2 separate regions of the Mus musculus genome follow, and region 2 is linked to region 1. The links are chromatin loops, found by intact Hi-C in ENCODE. Cell type or tissue: heart. All regions are shown on one strand. Each heading gives the region's core, and the rest is flanking DNA. Links, peaks and the distances in the headings are about the cores only.

The links. Hi-C counts contacts between places; a loop is a spot of excess contacts. Peaks named below come from ENCODE experiments on the same cell type or tissue, not always from the same donor. Only the 100,000 strongest peaks of a DNase experiment are listed, where the experiment ranks them.
Region 2: it touches region 1 in a loop (5-fold over the local background); 28 of 42 quality-filtered maps call a loop at or near these places.

Annotation. Positions count from the first base shown.
Region 1 is chr2:167,107,155-167,117,584 of GRCm38, reverse strand. All of the region lies in intron 1 of Kcnb1 (potassium voltage gated channel, Shab-related subfamily, member 1), which reads left to right. Among named protein-coding and RNA genes, the nearest start is that of Gm52568, 17 kb to the left of the region's middle. In heart, for the core only: a CTCF peak has its summit at 4,671 (motif pointing left); a DNase peak (open chromatin) is centred at 4,668; H3K27me3 peaks cover 2,113 bases.
Region 2 is chr2:167,214,611-167,225,040 of GRCm38, reverse strand. It overlaps Ptgis (prostaglandin I2 (prostacyclin) synthase), which reads left to right. Exons shown (of 10, transcript NM_008968.4): 4 at 913-1,056; 5 at 3,681-3,832; 6 at 10,052-10,233. Gm52569 (a long non-coding RNA gene) reads right to left here and starts at 3,685. Exons shown (of 3, transcript XR_003954099.1): 1 at 3,542-3,685; 2 at 2,923-2,962; 3 at 1,596-1,854. In heart, for the core only: CTCF peaks have their summits at 2,699 (motif pointing left) and 5,457 (motif pointing right); DNase peaks (open chromatin) are centred at 2,699 and 5,500; H3K27ac peaks cover 572 bases.

The sequences.
Region 1 (10,430 bases), core at 1,067-9,066:
TAAAGGGATTTCCGGAATCCCATGCAACACTTCCACTGGCCAAACATATGCGTACCCATCTAGAAGCAAGGAAAGCTGGGAAATGTAATCTTTAAGCTGAGTATCTGTGTTAGGCAGTTGAAAATCAGGGTTCTGTTGGTGTGAAGGAACAGCACATGGGTGCGTGCTGTCTACAGCACTTGGCTTTCCTCGAGTGGCCCTGGGCCCACAAGGAGCTCATCACTGAGAATACACAGTGAACGAGGGAACAGAGGAGGCAGGGAGAGGGTTCTGGGAGCAGAGGCCCAAGCTCAGAGTGCTGCAGCCAGGGCTCCCTGCAGCTCTTTTCCTTCCCTGAAACAGCAACACAGCCCCTCCAAGGTCGTGACTAAGCCTCCTGTCGGTGTCTCCTGGGCACAGCTGAACACTGCCAGCATCTCTCAGAGGATAAAAACGGTGGTGCTTTCTGGGGTGCCTCATTGTATTGCTCTTCTGCTGTGAGTGGCCATCGCAGCCTGAGCTGCACTTGGTATAGAAGGACCTCTCAGGTCTGTGCCTTCCCTCTTCCTCCCTTCCCCCATCTCCCTAACTCAAACATGCTCGCCCAGCAGCTTCCACCCCAGGGCCTTTGCACCTGCTGTCCTTCCCGCGGATGTTTCCCTAGCGCCAGCTTCTTCTTCTTTAGGCCTGAGCCCAGACATCACCTTTGCCCAGAAGCCCAGCCCCGCCAGCCAAAAGGAATCACCTAATAGCCACCTCCTTCTCACAGGTCCCCTTCACCCTCCATAGTCGTTGCCAAACCAACCTGTTTTGCTTCTGGTCAGTATAACTGTTTCTCTGCAAGACTGTCGGGTTCTCACACACACACACACTCAGGTTTCTGCCTAAACTGTTTACTGTTGGGTCTCTAGTATGAGACATGGCGTGTCCGTGAGTGAGCAAACAAATGGGAGAATGAATGAATGAATGAGTGAGTGAGTGAATGAATGAATGAATGAATGAATGAATAAATGAGAAAGTGAGTGAAAGGCTGACTGGGTCATAAACACCCGAACCCCTATTTGAGGTAACAGTTATGCACACCAGGCAAGCACTACCAACTGAGCCACATTGCAGCCCAAGTACAGGATCTTTTTTTTTTAAAAATAAAGATTTATTTATTTATTTATTTATTTATTTATTTATTTAATGTATATGAGTACACTGTAGCTGTCTTCAGACACACCAGAAGAGGGCATTGAATCCCATTACAGATGGTTGTGAGCCACCATGTGGTTGCTGGGAATTGAACTCAGAACCTCTGGAAGAGCAGTCAGTGCTCTTAACTGCTGAGCCATCTCTCCAGCCCCAAGTACAGGATCTTAACCAACACACTCGCTGCTGGCCTCCTGCAGGACAGAGGTCACCGTTCATCTCCAGACGTCACTGAGTCTATGCACAAGGCCCTGCATTCGATCCCCAGCAATTCTGAAATGGTTTTCATTAATTCTACCTCCTTGCTTTATAATTAATTCCTGAAGGAAGACAGGGATCAGGCTGGGCCCAGGCCTGTCCTTTCAGCCAGAAGCTGAGGCAGGAGGATCATAAGTGCAAGGCCAGCCTGGACAACGCACTCTGCTGTCACTTTTGTTTACATAGATAGAGGCCATGCCCTGGGGTGAGAGAGTCACTGGATCTCTGAATCACTGTGGAAGGGGACGGTGCCGGAGCCCACCCGACTCTCAGTGGCTGTTGTGTGAGACATGAAGGTGCTTGCCTGGTGATGCCCAGTTGGAGTTAGAAGGCAGCTCTTCCGACTCCTGTGAGACCAGACAGGAAGGTGAGGAAATATCTCACCAGCGAAGGCATCCTCCTTGTTTGAGGGGCAGTGGACCGTGCCACCAGACAGAAGACCTGGTAGGGTTGGAGCAAGTTTGGAATCCCTGTTAAGCCTCATAATTGAGAACGGCAGGAGTAGGAACGAACCTCTGACCATATTCCTGTCCTGGAACACGTGACCACAACACCCCACATGACAACGGGTCACATAGCGTGAAAACCTGGAGTTCTCCGTGCTAGTGAGGTATCGAGATAGGTCCTGACTGTTTACCCAATGGGCTTCCCTTCCTGCAGAAGGCATTCAATCTCTGGTTTATCCTCAGCCACCATGAATAAAACAATTTGGACAAGCAAGTCCTGGCTCTTTCATCAAGGACTGTTGCGGAGGGAGGCCTTGGTCATACAAAGCAGTGCCTAACATGGCTGTGAAGATGACCCTCCTGAAGGCCTTGTTGTAGCTTTAGCCATTGGGTGTGCGGTCCCCCACCCAGCATCTCTCCTGACCCACGGGGAGTGCTTTCAGCTGTGAGCTACCACAGTTAGATTCTCAGGGACCATTTCCACATCCACATCCCACCATACCAGGGGACAGAGGCTCCCATTAGAGGCTTAGAGCCTGTAGACGCCATCCTGCCTGGCCAGCCACACACCTCTTAATTATATTCCCAGTGCTGTTCTACAGCAGGGACAGCCCACACCATTTGTCAATCCTGACTGACAGTGCGTCCCCCGGCTTCTCATATCCTCAGCCGGTCTAGGGGACCCGGTGGTCACCCAGCCAAAAGGGCATTGTCCTGGACTTTCCCTTGCAGAAGGGAACCTTAGGGACATCTCCCTTGTCTCCCCCATGTGGACCAGGGCTGACCTCTGCTTTCCCCTTCACAAGGTTGCTCAGGAGACAGGAGGGAGACAGTCCCCAGCCTCTGACCTCCACAAGGAAAGTGCCTGTCACAACGTGTGTGTGTGTGTGTGTGTGTGTGTGTGTGTGTGTGTGTGTGTGCCAAGTATCCATGTGCACATGCCAGGGCACAGTGAGCACACACGTGTGCTCGCCACAGTGTGCAGGGGGAGATCAGAGGGCAGCTTGTGGGACTCTTCTCCTTCCACCACGTGGGCACCAGGATTGAACTCAGAATGCCAGGCTTTGCAGCCAGCACCTTGCCTCAGTGCTGCTGCCCAGCGCTAGGCTTTTGTTTGTTCGATTGCTATGAGGCCCTGGGAATTGAACTGAGGAATTCAAATAGGCTAGGCAGGCATTCCACCACTGAGCTGTATTTCCAGGCCTCTCCTATATTCTGTGAAATGGGGGTTTCATGTAGCCCAGGCTGGCCGCAAACTCCCTCTGCAGCTAACTATGACTTTGAACTTCTGATCTGCCTTCCTCTGCACTCCCCAAGTACTGGGATGACAAGAGCCCCACCATACCTGGTTCATGCTTGGGTGGAGCCCAGAGCTCCGTATGTGCTAGACCAGTGTTCAACACATGAGACACATACAGGCCAGTCATTCATTCACTCATTCACTCACTCATTCATTCATTCAATCATTGAGACAGGCTCTTGTGTAGCTCAGGCTGCCCTGGAACTATCAGTTCTGAAACTATGGTAGACTGAATATTGGGGTAACTGGCATGTGCCACTGTACCCATCTTTCTGTGCAGCTTAGCTGAGGTCTCCCATTATCCCCGAGGACTCAGGTTTGAGACTGAGCCCATGCCCACAAACTGGAAAGTATCTACAGAAAACATTGCTGCTGAAAATACCCTATGGACATTTCAGAGAGAAGGGAAGCCTGTGCCTCTGGGGACAGCTGGGGTGGCTTCCCTGAGGAGGTGACTACAGTGACTACAGATGAGAAGCAGTCAGCTAGCAGAGGGGAGCGAGAAACATTGCAGGCATGAGGGACAGTGTGGGCAGAGGCACAAGGCAGGAAGGACCATAGAGACCAGGAGGGGGATAGAAAGGCCTGCGATGAGAGAGCAGAGGGGCTGAGACCCAACGCTCTGGGCCTGCACACTAAGCTCCTGTGGCTGGAGATGCAAACCACACAGACCAAGAGCTGCCAGGCCTCTCTGTACAAGGTCAGCCTAGTGCTGGGGTTAACCCGTTCATATCCAGAATAGTTGTTCTCCCCATCGGTCTCCCAGGCAGCGGGGCCGGAGAAAGAAGAGGGGGCCACACCAATTCCAAGTGCCTTTTGCTGCCCAGACCTGGTCACAGGACCTCATCTACGCAGCAAGGGGAGCTGGGAAATGCAGTCTCTATCCTAGATGGTCCACGCCCAGCAAGAAGGAGGGAATAAGCACTAGGGGATGTGGTCTGTAGAGTGACTTTGAGGAGGCAGGAGAGACATCTCTTTGCAGTGGTACCAGTGAGACCTGATGATGTTTGGGACACGGTGGTGGCTGTAGGGTGGACAGGAAAGGACAAATCTGGTGATGTTTGTAAAGAGGAATTGGCAGGATGTGAATATGGGGAAATTAAGGCAGATTGGTAGGACTGCTCCCAACCCTTCTGTTTCTGCCTCTGTAATTCCATGAAGATCTCTAGAACATTTTTTTGTTGTTGTTTTTCCAGACAGGGTTTCTCTGTATAGCCCTGGATGTCCTGGAACTCACTCTGTAGACCAGGCTGGCCTCGAACTCAGAAATCCGCCTGCGTCTGCCTCCCAAGTGCTAGGATTAAAGGCGTGTGCCACCACTGCCCGGCCGAACATTCTTTACACATAGTAGCAGATCTGTTAATAGCAATTCTCATTGTCATAGTACCAGGCAGGCCCAGAACTGCAGGAGCATGTAGCTATGGTGAGGTGCAAAGGCTCTGGGCATCCACCTGGGAAGCAGTTGTTGCTCCTCAGCACCACCTAGTGGCCATGACTGGAAGTACAGGTTGGTGGAGTGCCTCTAGTTTGTGGAGGGAATCTAAACATCTGGCTTTTTATGTGAAATCTCCCCCATTTTAACCAGATGTGGCAGTGCATACCTGTAATTCCAACATTCGGGAGAATCTCAAGTTCAAGGCCTAACCCTGATCTATATAATGAGTTCCAGGCCAGCCAAGACAATGAGATCCTGTCTTAAACAAACCAACACAATGAACAAAAACTCCCAATTTGAAACATAGGCAACTAAGGAAAATGAATCCCGGAGGGATCTTGCTGGATGGGTGTTCCCAGGCTGTGCCCTGCACCCCTGTCCTCTTGTGATGGCTTCTCTTGCCCAAGGCCCAGGTGCCTGCCAACATCCGCTGCCACTCCAGCATCCCCCACCCCCACCCCAGCCCTTGCCGCAGGCAGGGAGGGGTCAGCTCCTGGAGCTGTTCCCAATCCTTTAATCGGATCCACTCCAGTGACCCTTCCAATTAAAACTCCCTGATGTAATCCCCCTGGACCCCCCTTAAAACCCAGGAAGCGGAAGGACCATAAAAGGAGCCCCTTCTTGTGTCCTTGAGCCCTTCTTGGGGAGCCCCAGGGCCTGAGACCACATCCCAGCTCCACCAAGAGAGCGTACGTCAAATGTTAACAAATGATAATTTTAAAAGCATTATGGTGTTGCAAAGCAAGTGCCGATAAAAATAGGATAAGGAGTCATTTTCTGCCAAGGACACCCCATTGCTTTTAGTCCCTGCGACCTGAAGAGTGTCACAGGAGGGAAGCAGGCCCTTTGGTTGGTTTTCTCAGACAGGGTCACTGTTATCCCCAGCTCCTGAGTCAGTGCCAGGCAGAGCGGGTGCCCAAAGCTGAGAGCCATGAGGTTCCGGTTCATTCCCTCGGAGTCCAAGCAGGGGACGCCATGAAGGAAATGGGTCCCACACTCCTTGGCTGAATCCGGTGTCTTTGCCTCAACCTCCCTTTCCCAACAATGCTACATTTCTTAGTGTTCAGCGATGTCGGGCAGAGGTAGAGGGTCCAGAACTCTATGTGCAAGTGGCAACCCCTTAGCTAGCAGCTGGGTTCACAGCCACCTGTGACCCCCACTCCCATGAGGCCAAGGCAGGAGGATCCTGAGTTTGTGTCCCATAATGAGACCCTGTCTGTGACACTCCTGAGATCACAGGGACTAAAAGCAATGGGACGTCCTTGGCAGAAAATGGCTCCTTATCTTTATTGACACTTATTTCATATGTCATAATTTACCCACTTCTCCTATGCAATTCAATGATTGTTTTTAATATTTTAAACCATTTTATGTTAACATTTCCACATCTCTTCACTTTAAATACTGACCACTCTCATCTCCCACCTCTCTCTTATCCCCCACCCACTCCACAAATCTCTCTCGCAATAAATAGTTCGTAACTATTTATTTTGTTTTGGGACCCACTGAGATTAAACAAGGCTGTCTGTGTGACTGCAGCCTTGGAGCTGTTCCTTGGAGCTTGCTGGGCCCAGCATCAGACACAAAACTGAAGACCATGGTCCCCTCTCTTCCAGGACCTATCAGTAACCAATAGTTCAGAGGTACAGGTGGGGCCTCGTGAGTCCCACCCACTCCCTGACCGGTTGTTGGGGCTGGTCTTGTGTGGGCCCAGTGCAGGTAACTGCCGGTGATATGAGTCATGGTTATAATGCTTGTATTGAGTCATAACGAATGGTGGTGGTGGTGCACGCCTTTAATCCCAGCATTTGGGAGGCAGAGGCAGCCTCGGATCTCTGTGAGTTCAAGGCCAGCCTGGTCTACAGAGTGAGTTCTAGGACAACAAGGGCTACACAGTGAAACTGGTCTCAAAAGGAAAGGTAGAAAGAAGGAAGGAAGAAAGGGAGGAAGGAAGGAAGGAAGGAAAAGAATGGGGTTTCTCTCTGTCATCTCTTACCTCTTTCATGGCGTTTCCTGAGCCATTTGAGGGAGCAGCACACGGAGCTTGCTCGAGCTATTCTGATACCTGAATTCTGATACCATCTTTGCTTTGTCCGATCATGGCTTGGTGGAATTCTGGTTGCTTCTCTGCAGCCTTTAGGAACAACAGTTATTGGAAACACGTAGAAGAAGCAACTGGTGAGCCCCAAAGGCCCTAATTAATTTACCAAGGATCCTGTGTCTCTGCTGACCACGGTGGGCCAAGTGACCGTGGGTGCAGCCTGTCCTTTCTCTGCCGAGGCCTATGTTATTTGGACACTTGATGCCTTTTCCTCCATATTGGAAGAACAGAGAAGGGCCACGGAGGTGGCACCAACTATGGGGACTGTTGAAGACCTGATCCAGGCAACCCTGCAACCCTCTCCTGTCTGGCATACTGAGGACTCTCCTGGGACCTTCTCATGGGAAGAGAATGTGTGCTCAGGTCCCCTCAGGTTGGCTCCCGCCTGAGCCTATAACTCACTTCTTGTCACAGACGATTCACTATGTGGGTCTGCCCAGAGTTGTTCTGGGGTTAGGAAAGGAGGAGTTGCCCGCTGCACCCTGCCAGCCTCCGAGGAAACAGAACCTCCTAGCTCTTAAAGGGACAGACCTCCCACCCAAGATCCATTCCTGTAGGGATCAGAGATGTGAGCAGGTGACAATAGGATTCAGCCTGTGCCTGTACCACCCATGTGTGCCTAGCCTGTGCTGAACGTAACACAGGTCCCTGCTCTAGAACTTATAAGGGGCCAGCCCCAGAGTTTCACAACCGTAGCCAGGATAATGCTGTTTCTATGGGTCACTTTGTACGTTGCAGGATGCTGGATAGTACGCCTGTCCTCTGCCTTTCTAATGCTGGTTGTACTCCTTCTGTGGGCTACAGCAACCAAATACTTCCAAGAAATTGCTAAGATCCATCCTAGGAAGTAGCCTCGTACAGACAAGGACACTAAGTCAGGGAAGAGGCCAGCCCTCAAGGCCAAGGGTGGCAGAGCCGTGCCCAGCTGCTCAGGGAGAGTGACAGGTCAGTTTACCTTGGTATTAATGCATCTGTCACTAGGCAGGCAAAATGGGTAGGTTTGCATGTCATTTTGTAGACTGTGGCTGAAATAAAGTTAAGTGTGAATATTTTTTTGCAGAATAGTGTAGGTAACAGGAACAGGCACGGTTTGCTGTCGGGCTGACAGAAACAGGCTTTGTTTGGGAGCGCTCATGTTCTGTGCAGACAGCTGCAGAAAAGCCAGCTGATGGGAGGAGGCTGGCACACCTGTCTGCAGGCCCGTCGTTCAAGTTCACAGCGCAGCAAGCAGAAGGCGAGAATGAGCTCTCACTCCTGCCTTGGCCAGCCTCAGGCACTCAGCTTGCTGAATTTGATGACGCTCTCTGAGCCAGAGCAGGGTACACAGAAAGGCTAAGGGTCAGCCCTCTTGGATGGCATTTATAGATTCTGGGCAGTAATGGGCACATCTACATATGTGCATGCACACACATACACATGCACACACATGTGCATTCACTCACACACACACATGCACGCACACACATGTGCATTCACTCACACACAACAGGAATGAGATGTCAGGATCTACACTGTACAGCAGACCATGAAGTGGCCCTTGTTTCTAGGGAAAACAAGGATGATGTCAGAAATGTCAGAAACCACACAGGTTTTGCTTTGAGGAGAGTAAGGGTTTGGTTGGTAGCTTGGTACTTCACTTGGTACTTACCAACTTACCTATTGTGAGCAGGGTCTCATATAACACCTGCTGGCTCTTATGCACGATGTGGCCAGGGGTGACCTTGAACTCCTGACCTTCCTGCCCCAACTTCCAGGGTGCTGGGGTCACAGGTGTTCACCACCACCTCTGGTTCACCCGGTGCGGGGGCTGGGACCCACAGCCACACTCATGCTAGGCCAGCTCTGTTGCCAGCTGAATCCCCTCCCTGGCCCCCTCTCTGAACTTTTATGGCCTCTCATCTCCTACATCTAGGGGTAGTGCAGATGGTGCGGACAGTGTAGACAGTTTCAGACAGGTTGACACGTGCACACTTAATTCTCACCCTCCCACAAGCCATTTGCTCCCTGGACCCCTGAGCACAGGTTCTCTCAGATGAGTTGACTGAGCCTGAATCTCCTGCCCACCTCAAATCCAGTCAGCAACAGGCAAGAACATAAACCCATTCTCTTCCCCAGCCCCGGGGCTGTGGCAGAAAGAAAGGCGGTGGCCAAGGAGACGATGCGGGCATCTTGACACACGAGCGTAGGGTTTCACTTTTATCCTGAGAATCCTGGAAGTTGAGCAGAAACGGGTGACACTGGATTTTTTTTTTTTTTTTTTTTTACATTTTATTTCTTTATTTTTGTACAGGGTTTCTCTGTGTAGCCCTGGCTGTCCTGGAGCTCACTCTGTAGACCAGGCTGGGCTTGATCTCACAGAGATCTGCCTGCCTCAACCTCTCAAATGTTGGGATTAAAGGTGTGCCCTGACACCACTGCCCAGCTAGATTTATATTTTTACAGAAAGACCCCTGAAACCATTCATCATATCTACCTGCAGATGGATTCATTAATCTCAACAAATATTCATCAAGCCCCTTCTCTTGGCCAATCCTCTTCCATAATCATAATCTGTGTGTGTGTGTGTGTGTATGTGTGTGTGTGTGTGTGTGGAGTTCAGAGGACAACTTGTAGAGTCAGTTCTCCCGCCTTTATGTGGGCATCAGGGAGCAAACTCAGGCCTCTAGGCTTGTGTGACATCACCTTTCCCCCACTGAGCCCTTTCACCAGCCTGCAAGCTCTTTTCCTGACCCTGTGGGAAACCACATGTGCCATTGCAGAGTGGCGCTGGCTACCACTGGCCACCGCCCATGATTATGGGTAAACAACCAATGTGCGCATGTGCAGAAGAGGTTTTTGCCGAGTCACTGCCTGGCCCGACGCATATTAATGAGGTACTGGTAGCATAACCAATCAGGTATGGACACGTCACTCCTAGGCCTATATAAGCAGCACCATTTCTGGGCTCAGGGTCTTTCGCCTATGCAGTCAATGCTCTCCCAATAAACGTGTGCAGAAGGATCCTATTGTGGCGTCGTTCTTGCTGGCGAGTCGGGCGCTCACGTGACCCAAGGGAATAGTTGGCAAAGCTGGTAACACGACACCCTTGAGCCCAAACTTCTGTATTTCCCTCCAGTTCCTGAGACACATGCAGGACACCTGTGCCCGAGAGAAGGTGAACCACAAGATCTTAGACTGGGATTCTTGTTGTTAGCAAATGACCTTTGGCGTTCATCTGACATATTTAATACATATATAGATATAGATACACACACATACACATATTTTAGTTATGTGTGGGTGTTGAGTGTGAGTATATGCATGGTGTCAGATCTCCTGGAACTAGAGTTACAGATGGTTAGGGTGCTGGGAATTGAACTCAGGTCTTCTGGAAAAACACCAAGTGGTCTTAACCACTGAGCTGGCTCTCTAGCAACCCCACCCACCACGTGACTTTTAACACACTCAAGAGCTCATGCTGAGGGCTCAGGTGAACCTGGGTCCAAATCGTGGCCCTGCCATGTCTTTTTATTATTATTATTATTATTCATTTATATTATGTGGTTGTTTTGCCTGCATGTATGTTTGTGCACCCCATGTGTGCAGTCCCAGCAGAGACCAGAAGAGGGCTCTGGTCCCCTGAAAAAAGGAGTTACAGACGGTTGTGTGTGCTGGGACTCAAACCAGGTGCTCTGGGAGAGCAGCCAGTGCTCTTAACCACTGAGCCATCTCTCCAGC
Region 2 (10,430 bases), core at 1,475-9,474, 110 kb before region 1:
TGCAGAGGCCGTGGAGGGATACTGCTTTCTGGCTTGCTTCCTATGGCTTGCTCAGCCTGCTTTTTCATAGAACCCAGGGCCATCAGCCCAGGGTAGCACCACCCACAATGCGCTGTGTCCTCCCCGATCAATCGCTAATTAAGAAAATTGCCCTACAGGCTTGCTTACAGCTGGATCTTATGGAGACATTTTCTTAGTCACAGTTCCCTCCTCTCCGATGACTTAGCCTGGGTCAAGTTGCTGTATAACTCTCCTGCCCAGCCCTGAGGCCACTGTCTAGGAGAGACGATTAAGAAACCATTGCAACTAGACTCGCTGCCTGGCTCACACCTGCCGATTTGTGTTGCCACACTAGGTTCCACGGGCACTTAGACACTCCAGTAACTCACTGCTGTTGGTGGCTTCGATGGAGCCTTACATGTCGACAGACCACCTCTGACCCTTGGCTCTGAGCAGCTCACCAGGCTTAGGTCAGCATGACGGCGGTCCAGGACCCCCCTCACCCTGGCCCCATGCATCCCAGGTCCACATGGGGAGACTGGGTCAGCAGCCCAGTCTTTGTCCCATGCCTGTCCATCTGGAATTGTATTACCAGCCCTCTGCTGGATTTCACAGAGGAGGCGCTGACTTCATAGTTGTCTAGAAGCCTGTGGGTTCCTTGTCCAAGTCTGCGCACCAGGCAAGGACAGACTGTCTTGGCCAGGAGCTCATGATGTAGGGTGAGGCCATCCAGTATTGGAGCCTCAGCTGTGCCCTTCCCTGCCTATGTTGCCTTGTCCTGACACTGCTCTTTGTATGCGAGTTTCTCCACTATAAAACTGTCCCAGTGGTAACTGTTATTCCTTCGGCGTGCATGCGATCTTTTTTGAGTATATTAAGTGGCAAATACCTATCTTCTGTGGCTGGTCGCAGGACGCTCATGCACAGAGACCTGCAGGCGCTCACAGAAGCCATGTATACCAACCTTCGCACGGTCCTGCTGGGTGACTCCACAGAAGCAGGCAGTGGCTGGCAGGAGACAGGTCTCCTTGAGTTCTCCTACAACGCCCTGCTCAGGTGAGCCCACAATCTTGTCATGGCTGAGGGAACTGGGGGCTACCCTGTGGGTGGGGACACTGTGGGAGATGCTCAAAGGAGGGAGGTGGTTCAGGTGGAACCCCGAATTCACTTCACACAACTTGAGCTATAAACCAGATGTTAACTGTCAAAGGGTGTCGAGTGTCTGAGTGTCCTCCAAAGCGAGAGTCCTTGTCTTAGTCACGGTTTCCATTCCTGCACAAAGCATCATGACCAAGAAGCAAGTTGGGGAGGAAAAGGTTTATTCAGCTTACACTTCCACATTGCTGTTCATCACCAGAGGAAGTCAGGACTGGAACTCAAGCAGGTCAGGAAGCAGGAGCTGATGCAGAGGCCACGGAGGGATGTTACTTACTGACTTGCTTCCCCTGGCTTGCTCAGCCTCCTTTCTTATAGAACCCAAGACTACCAGCTCATGGATGGTACCACCCACAATGGGCCGGGCCCTCCCCTCATTGAGAAAATGCCTTACAGCTGAATCTCATGAAGGCATTTCCTCAAAGGAGGCTCCTTTCTCTGTGATAACTCCAGCTTGTGTCATGTTGACACACAAAACCAGCCAGCACAGTCCTCTAGCTGAGCATCACAGCATCTGTGCTGTGGCTTAGACTCTGGCTAGCAGTGCTGCTTGGGAGACTCACCAGGGAGCTCGACCTGAGGTCGGACCTCATAACTGTAGTAAAAACAGTGCAGCAAAGTGCAGCTTCTTCAGCTGTGCAGCGTCTTCAATGGTCCCACAGGAAACAGCAGGGGCCACAGCAGGTGCGTTCCTGATGCCTGAGAAGGCAGAGACCCAGAAATGGGGCATCTGGGGGCTTTCAGCCACAGGGCTATGGGGCGCCGGCTGTGCCAAGACTTTAGTGAGGAAACATCACGGGCAAGGCCCTGGTGTGGGAAGAAGCCAGGGTGGCGAGAGCAAAGCTGGGAAGTGGCAGAGGAGAGAGCAGGTAGAGATGTCTGCAGAAGTCGGCCTCTCAGCCCGGAGGAAGGCTTTGGAATGTAGGCTCAGCTGGATGGTGACTTTAGGGACTTACGAAGGGGCCCCAATGCAATCTAGTTTATGTTTCTATGTAGAGGACATCTGTAGGTGAGAACCAGGCAGGGGCACCAACTATCTGTGAGTCGTAGTGATAGCCTGGACCCTAAGAGGGCAAGAATACACGGTTGGCAGGACCTACTGAAGGCTTTTATCAGGTGAGGATGTATAGGGTCTACGGAAGGGAGGTAGGGGGCCTTAGGAAAGGGCTGGTTGTCACCAGCATAGGCGTCCCGCGGGGCCTGGGCCTGGCCTGAGTTCCTGCCTCTACCTTTGTGCTGGGACACTGCAGTTACCTGAACTAGGAAAGTATGTAACATTCAGAAAGGCAGATAGGAGGTGACAGTCCATATGACCCAATATGTCCTGTGGTGGCCCTCCCTCAAAGTGGCGTCCTAAGCTCCACTCTGGCCTCCTTGGCTCTCTGGCAACTCACTTCACCCTGAGCAGAGGGCTCCTTTCCAGGGCCCAGGTAGTTGGGTTTCCTCCCGGGAAAGCTTGCTACATAGTCTCTAGGCCACTAACTCCACCTTCTGGGAGCTGTGGGTTTTCTGTCAGCTCCGTTTTAGTTTATGGCACAGAGTGCCACCTACTGGCCACCTGGATCCATGTACGCTGGTAGGGGAGCTGACTATTATAAGTGCGTCCCCACGTCTGCCCAGAGTTAGAAGAGGGGAAGAAAGGAATCTTTCAGGCTGAGGATGAGGTACAGGGAAGGAAGGCTGAGCTTGGCCTCTGAGCCCTAACTGTTCCTAGGGGAAGCGGGTTTCTTGTTAGCCCAGAGGAGAGAGCAGGAGTGAGTCTCCTACCTTGAGGGTTCGTTTCCAGGGGCACAGACACTGGGCTGGGCTGGAGAGGGAAGTGGGGTGCAGGTGGGTTGTGATGGTGGCCTGCATGGCTCTTGGTAGACAGGCTTGTGATGGCTTGTCACCAGAGTCCTCAGGAGTGTGTTCTATTTGTATATCCATCTTTCCAGTCACCCTACCACCCACACACCCCATCCACATCCACCCACTCTCATCCATTCATCTACCCATCCATCCACCCCCCACCCCCTTCACATCTCTGCATCCACCCATTTATCCACCCACCCATCCACACCTCTGCATCCATCCATGTATCTACCCACTCAGCCACTTACTACTGCTCCACAGACTTAGCTACCCACCACCAGTGACCTAACATTCATTGCGGGCCTACTGTGGCATGCACATTGTGGGTGTGGTGCCGGGTGGGGACTGTGCATGCTTCTCTCAGTCTCTCCCCCCTCCTTCCTGTTTCTCCCTCTCCCTGCTTGGAAAACCCTCTCCTGGGAGACCTGTGACTGGGGGAGCTTAGGAAGGTGTAGTGTTCTGCTCCATTCTGTTGCTGTGATAAAACACTCTGACTAAAGACAACTTGGGAAACAAAGGGTTTAGTTCATCTTACATTTTCAGGTCAGAGTCCATCCCCGAAGGAAATAGGCTTGGTAGGAACAAAAGAGGCAGGGTAGGAACTGAAGAAGGGAACCTGAGGCGGGGTAGGAACAAAAGAAAGTCAGGACCTGACTCGTTGCTGTCCCCCACAGCGCCGGCTACCTGACCCTATATGGAGTGGAGGCCTCACCACGCACCCATGAGAGTCAGGCCCAAGATCGTGTCCACTCAGCGGATGTTTTCCATACCTTCCGCCAGCTGGATCTGCTGCTCCCCAAACTGGCTCGAGGCTCCTTGTCAGCGGGTAAGCACCATGAGGTCACTGCAGAAATGGGTGCTTGTTAGTGGCATTTTAATAACTGTGTTACAGTTTTCCTCTTACCCGGCTAGCTCCCAAATAATTGAGATTGGATCGTTATATTTAGTTAACACGCTTTAAAGGCACAACAACTGAGCAGTTACCACTCTGTTTTAGTCTTTTATGCTGATCTGGCTACCTCCCTACCCAAATCCCCAAGATGGCTTTCTATCTCTTTCCTGGGCTGCATCCCCTCCCCTGGTTGGCAAGAAGTCCCGCCCTATTCTCTCCCCTGCTCAGTCATTGGCTATTAAGCTCTCTTTATTGACATATCAGGGAACAATTGGGAAGCTGGTGTTTACATAAGATTGAGACAGGAGATTCTCTGAATAAGGATTGCAACCAGATACAAGGGAGACAGAAATGAGCGTTTGAATCTTCACACAGTGCACAAGAACATTTTGCCCATAGGTGGTGGGTCCTGTGCACAGAAGACTGAATGGTCTTTCCTGTAAGAAGCAACAATAACCAGGCGTGGTAGTGCACACCTTTAGTGTCATCACAGAGGCAGATAGATCTCTGTGAATTTGAGGCCAGTCTGGTTTACATAACCAACTCCAGGGCAGCCAAGACTACATAGTGAGACGCTATCTCAAACAACCAAAAATTAACTAATTAATTAGCTAATAGAAAGAAAAGGAGTGAAAACTGTGTGATAAACCATCCAAGGAAAACACTCAAGATGGAAGGATGTGTTTTGGCTCCTGGTTTCAGAGGTTTCGATCCACAGCCACTTGACTCCATTGCTGTGGGCCTGTGCTGTACCTGAACACAGTGGGGGTGGGAGCACTCAGTAGGAGCACTCAGCAGAGGAGGCTGCCTACCTCACGGCAGCCTGGAAGTGGAGAAAGCTGGAAGAAGGGTCTGGTGATATTACACACCCTTCAAAGGCACATACCCACGATCTGCTACCTCCCCCCCCCGCCGCCCCCCCCCAGCCGTACACCCACCCATCTGGCCATTAGCCCATCTATGAGGCTAATTTCCTCACAACCCAGCTGTCTCCCCATAATGCCACCAGCTGGGAACCAAGCCTTCAGTATGTGAGCCTGTTGGGGACGCATTTCACATCCAGACCATCACAGTCCATTTGGATTCAGAGCTCTTGAGGACACTGAACCCTAGGGCTGTGACCTGTCTTCCTGTTGGTTTGCCAGCCTGCTGGGCAGAGGCTGTAGCTTCCTTCCTCTTGTCACATCACTGTCAGAGACAAGCATCAACCCGGAGGGCAGGAATGGGCATCAGGCATCTCGCTCACCTCTCCGCCTAGCATGTTGAGCTCTCCTTTGGCTTCTCCAGCCTCTGCAGGCCCTCTCTGGGCTTTCACTCTCTAATGTAGTTGGGGGGGGGGGTCCGGGGCTCCCACAGGTGAAATCACTTGTCACAGGAGCAGCAGGCAGGTGGTAGAATAGGCTATGTGCACACTTTGTCTGCTTGAGAAACCCAGTGTGCTAAACATATGTCCCATCCCAGCACCAGTTGGTTCTCCAGAAAATGTTTCTTCAACTCTCCCTCCTTCCATGGGATACAGAGGGTAGATCCATGAAAGGCTGTTTCCTAGTGTGAGCAGCAGGTGGCAGTGTTGGACAGTTGCTCTCAGGCAGACTCAAGCAGTTCCCAGACCTGGTGGGTGCGGTATGCCCGGGAGACCAAGTGGCGGAAACCCTACCAAAATATCAAATCAGATCGTTTTCTCCCATGGTCTCTCTTCCAGGAAATGACCCCACAGACACACTCATATACAGTGATAGATACTCATGGCCACACTGTGACCACAGAGCTAAAACTGACCCGTGCCAGAATAGGGGCTGATTAAATTGCTGACGCACTGTGTGAGAGCATTGTATGAGAAGAGCCCCCCAAACCTGTGGAAGAGAAGGGGATGAAATCCATGATGATCAAGGTGGGGGGCGTTGGCCAGAGCCTTCCACCTCAATCCAGATGTGGTAGCGATGTGCTTGAATTTTTGCCTTTAAGAAATGAGATGAAGCAAAGAGAAGCTGAATTCTTACAGCACACCAAGTGTGAAGGCTTAGGTTACTGCTTCTGCCTCCTCCTCCTCCTCCTCCTCCTCCTCCTCCTTCTCTTCCTCCTCCTGTTCTCTTCCTCCCTTTCATTGTCTGTCTGTCTGTCTGTGGTTTACTCATATGTGTTATGTGCACTTTCTTTTTTTTTTAATTTTATTTATTATTATATCTAAGTACACTGTAGCTGTCTTTAGACACACCAGAAGAGGGCGTCAGATCCCATTACAGATGGTTGTGAGCCACCATGTGGTTGCTGGGATTTGAACTCAGGATCTTTGGAAGAGCAGTCAGTGCTCTTAACCACTGAGCCATCTCTCTAACCCTTATATGCACTTTCAATCCTCCTGCCTCCACTATTGCTAAGATCACAGTTGTACAGCCACACCTGGCTTTCTTTCTCTTAGTGTTTCCTGTGTACATGTGAAATTCTCCATCTTTTCAAGTATATTTCAAATATAAAAATGTATCCGTGTTGCCCAAAACATACACATGAAAAGAAAGTTGGCCCTCTAAGGCCTTGAGAGTCCTGAGGGTTTGTATGCTTTATTTGAATACTTTTGGGGGGGGCAAAGGGGGCTAAGAGATAATCTTGCTGTGTAGGCCAGGATAGCTGGGAACTCACTATATAGCCCAGGCTGGCCTCAAACTGGTGATTTTCTTATCTCTGCCTGCTGAGTGTTGGGATTACAGTTGTGTGCTTCAGTTTACTCACCCAACAGGACACATTTACAGTAAGAGTCACAGTGTGACCAAGATTCTAATGGCCCCGAGGTAACACACCAGACATTTACAGGTCATCTCTACCAAGCTATCTCTGAGCTCAGAGGGGCATTCAGGACAAGATTTGAGTGTACAGGGGTGAAGGCCTTGCTCCGTGGATAAGGAAGTGACTGTGGCCCAGAGATGGCCAGGCCTCAGTCAGACCCATGCAACATGGGCTTCTGCGACCTCTGTGTCTGGGTCACTCCCTCTGTCCTCTGGACACAGGGTTGGGTCAGACCGCCCTGTGGTGCTTTTTAGTTGTTATGAAAAACCATGATCTGGAAAAGGGCTCGTGAGTAAAGTGTTGGATGCCGGGCACGAGGGACTGTCATGAGGGACTGTCTGGACCCCAGCCCCTAGGGGAGAGTTGAGTATGGTGCCTATAACCCTAGCGCTGGGGAGTGGGGTGGGTCCTTTGAGGTTCCCTGTGGGTCAATGTGGCTAAAAAGGCAAGTTGTAGGTTCAGTGAGAGACCCTGGCTCGAAAAACAAGGTGGGAAGCAATAGAGCAGCAGTTCTTACCCTGTGAGCGCGAGTCACATGACCCTTTCACAGAGGTCACCTAAGACATCAGAAAACACAGATACTTACATTATGAGTCATAACAGTAGCAAATTTACAGCAATTAAGTAGCAATGAAACACTTTTATGATTGGGGGTCACAACATGAGGAACTGTACTATAGGGTACTGAAGGGTCACAGCGTTAGGGAGGGTGAGAACCTCTGCAATAGAGGAGAATACATGCATACATGTACACAGGCACACAAGCACACATGCACACAGGTACACAGGCACACAGGCACACATATACACATGCACACAGGCACACATACACACATGCACATAGGCACACATACACACATGCACACAGGCACACATGTACACATTCACACAGGCACACATACACCCATGCACACAGGCACACATGTACACAGGCACACAGGCACACATGTACACATGCACACAGGCACACATGTACACATGCACACAGGCACACATGTACACAGGCACACATGCACACATGCATACAGTCACACATACACACATGCACACAGGTACAAATGCACACATGCACATATGCACACATGCACACAGGCACACATACACACAGATGCACATGCACACAGGCACACATGTACACATGCACAAATGCACACATGCACATATGCATACATGCACACAGGCACACAGGTACACAGGCACACAGGCACACATGCAAACATACATACATGCACACATGTACACATGCACACAGGCACACATGCACAGAGGCACACATGCACAGAGGCACACATGTACACATGCACACAGGCACATATGTACACAGGCACACATGCACACAGGTACACAGGCACACAGGCACACATGCACACAGGTACATAGGCACACAGGCACACAGGTACAAATGCACACATGCACATATGCACACAGGCACAAAGGCGCACATGCACACAGGCACACATGTACACATGCACAAATGCACACATGCACAAAGGCGCACATGCACACAGGCACACATGTACACATGCACAAATGCACACATGCACATATGCATACATGCGCACAGGCACACATTGATGAACGCACCAACATACACATGTACCCACATACACACCATACACAACAAACAACATACTCATGCAGCCACAATGACTGCACGATGAGAGATTGCAATTGTAAGGTTGGGCCTCAGGGACAGCCAGATATTTCTGTGGCTGAGTTGAGACCTTTGCCTCTGGTCAGGGAACACTGGGGACATCTGAACCATTGCTGAGGTGATGCTGTGACCTCCTCCCTGTGTCCTTGTTGTTGTTTTTTTTAACTCCAGATGTTGATCTTGAATGGGGACTCTCATAGCCTGAGTGGGGCCTGTGCTCCCAGGACATGGGGAGCTCTCAAGAACCCGACACAGCTGGGCGTGGTGGCGCACGCCTTTAATCCCAGCACTTGGGAGGCAGAGGCAGGCGGATTTCTGAGTTGGAGGCCAACCTGCTCTACAAAGTGAATTCCAGGACAGTTTTTAAGTCAGTTGTATAGCCCTGTGTGGCTGGAAAAACAAACAAACAAACAAACAAACACCCGACACAGTGGGAGTCCTGGGAAAGTTTTGTCTCAGGTGAGCCCATGAGCTCAATACTTTAAATCTAGACTGCCACATGACTGGAAGTGGTATGAAGAAGTTGAACACATTTTCTCAAAATGTTGCCATCCAACTTCAAAAACAGTAAGTCGAGGCTAGGAAAAGGTCTGCAGAGTGTTGGCCACAGAGCCACGGGACCTGAGTTTCGATCCCAGTGCCTGTAACACCTAAGGGCTGTGTGTGTGGTGATGCACCTACAGTCCCAGCCCTGGGCTCTCTGTTTTTAAGTCAGTTGGCAGCATTTGCAGGCCACTGCAAGCAGCATTGCCCCGTAGGCAAAGATTCTCTCCCATACCTGCTCAGGTCTAGGCTGGTGTCCTTGAGGCAAAGCTTACCCCTTAGAGACCCTGAGATGCCTTTGTGGCCTGTGCAGGCTCCAATGTCAAAGTCACAAACATAAGAGGAGGCTAGAGTGGAAGGGCCCGATTTCTATCCCCAGCCCCAGGAACTAAAGACAGATGGACGGAGACAGACAGACACAGGAACACCTGGATTATTGGCTTTTTTTTCTCCCCCATTTGGTTTTTCAAGACAGGGTTTCTCTGTGTAGCTCTGGCTGTTTTGGAACTCACTCTGTAGACCAGGCTGGCCTTGAATTTACAGAGATCTGCCTGCCTCTGCCTCCCAAGTGTTGGGATTAAAGGCGTGCGCTACCACACCTGGCCCAGATTATCAGTTTCCTTAGAAAATGTGGTGTGTGCCTGGGTGGAGCCACTTGCTCCAGTATGTCTGAGGGTAGGTTGGAGCGGCCTGGAGGTCTCCCCTCTCTTCAGATCTACATAGCTTCCTCTGTGGAATCTTCCTCTGCTGACCTTACCTGTCTGCTCTAGAGGAGTTTGAGTGGAGACCCCAGATCTGTGTCCCCCACCAATGGCCAATGCAGCTCTTTCCGGGATGCTGAGCCCCCTTGCCTTTCGTGCAGGGTCTGGCCTTGCTTTGGTCTAGGTCTCAAGGGGGAGAGGCTGGTGCCTCGAGTGTGGTCCTCCTAAATGGCTTCATAAAGCCTCACACACTCATCAAATCCCTATTGGGTTCTTGCTACGGAGACGCTCTCTCTTGCAGGAACAGGCCCTTATGCCTTTCTACTAAGGGATGCGGGTCCTAGGCAACTCTTACAGGGCATCACCCCAGGCTGTCCTATCAGTGACACCCAGAATACTTGTGAAAGGCTGAGGTTGGGTGGCCCTGGCCTAGAGGCGACTATCACCATCTTCTTCTGTGCTCCGTCCCCGCAGGGGATAAAGACCATGCATGCAGTGTCAAAAACCGCCTGTGGAAGCTGCTGTCCCCAGCCAGGCTGGCCTCCAGGGCTGACCGGAGCAGCTGGCTGGAGAGTTATCTGAGACATCTTGAGGAGATGGGGGTGTCAGAGGAGATGCAGGCCCGGGCTCTGGTGTTGCAGCTCTGGGCCACACAGGTAAGCATGGCTGTGTAGGTGCGGAATTCACGTGCGTGTGCTGGTGTGAGCAGATGAGGGTGTGAGCACATGGCTTGCTGGTTGACCCCACCCCGCACTGTTTCTCTCGTCCAGTGGCTTTGGAAACAGGTGGTCCAAATGATAGGCTTTGGTTGTTTAACATAAAGAAAAATGGCAGACTGATAGAAAAATGGGAC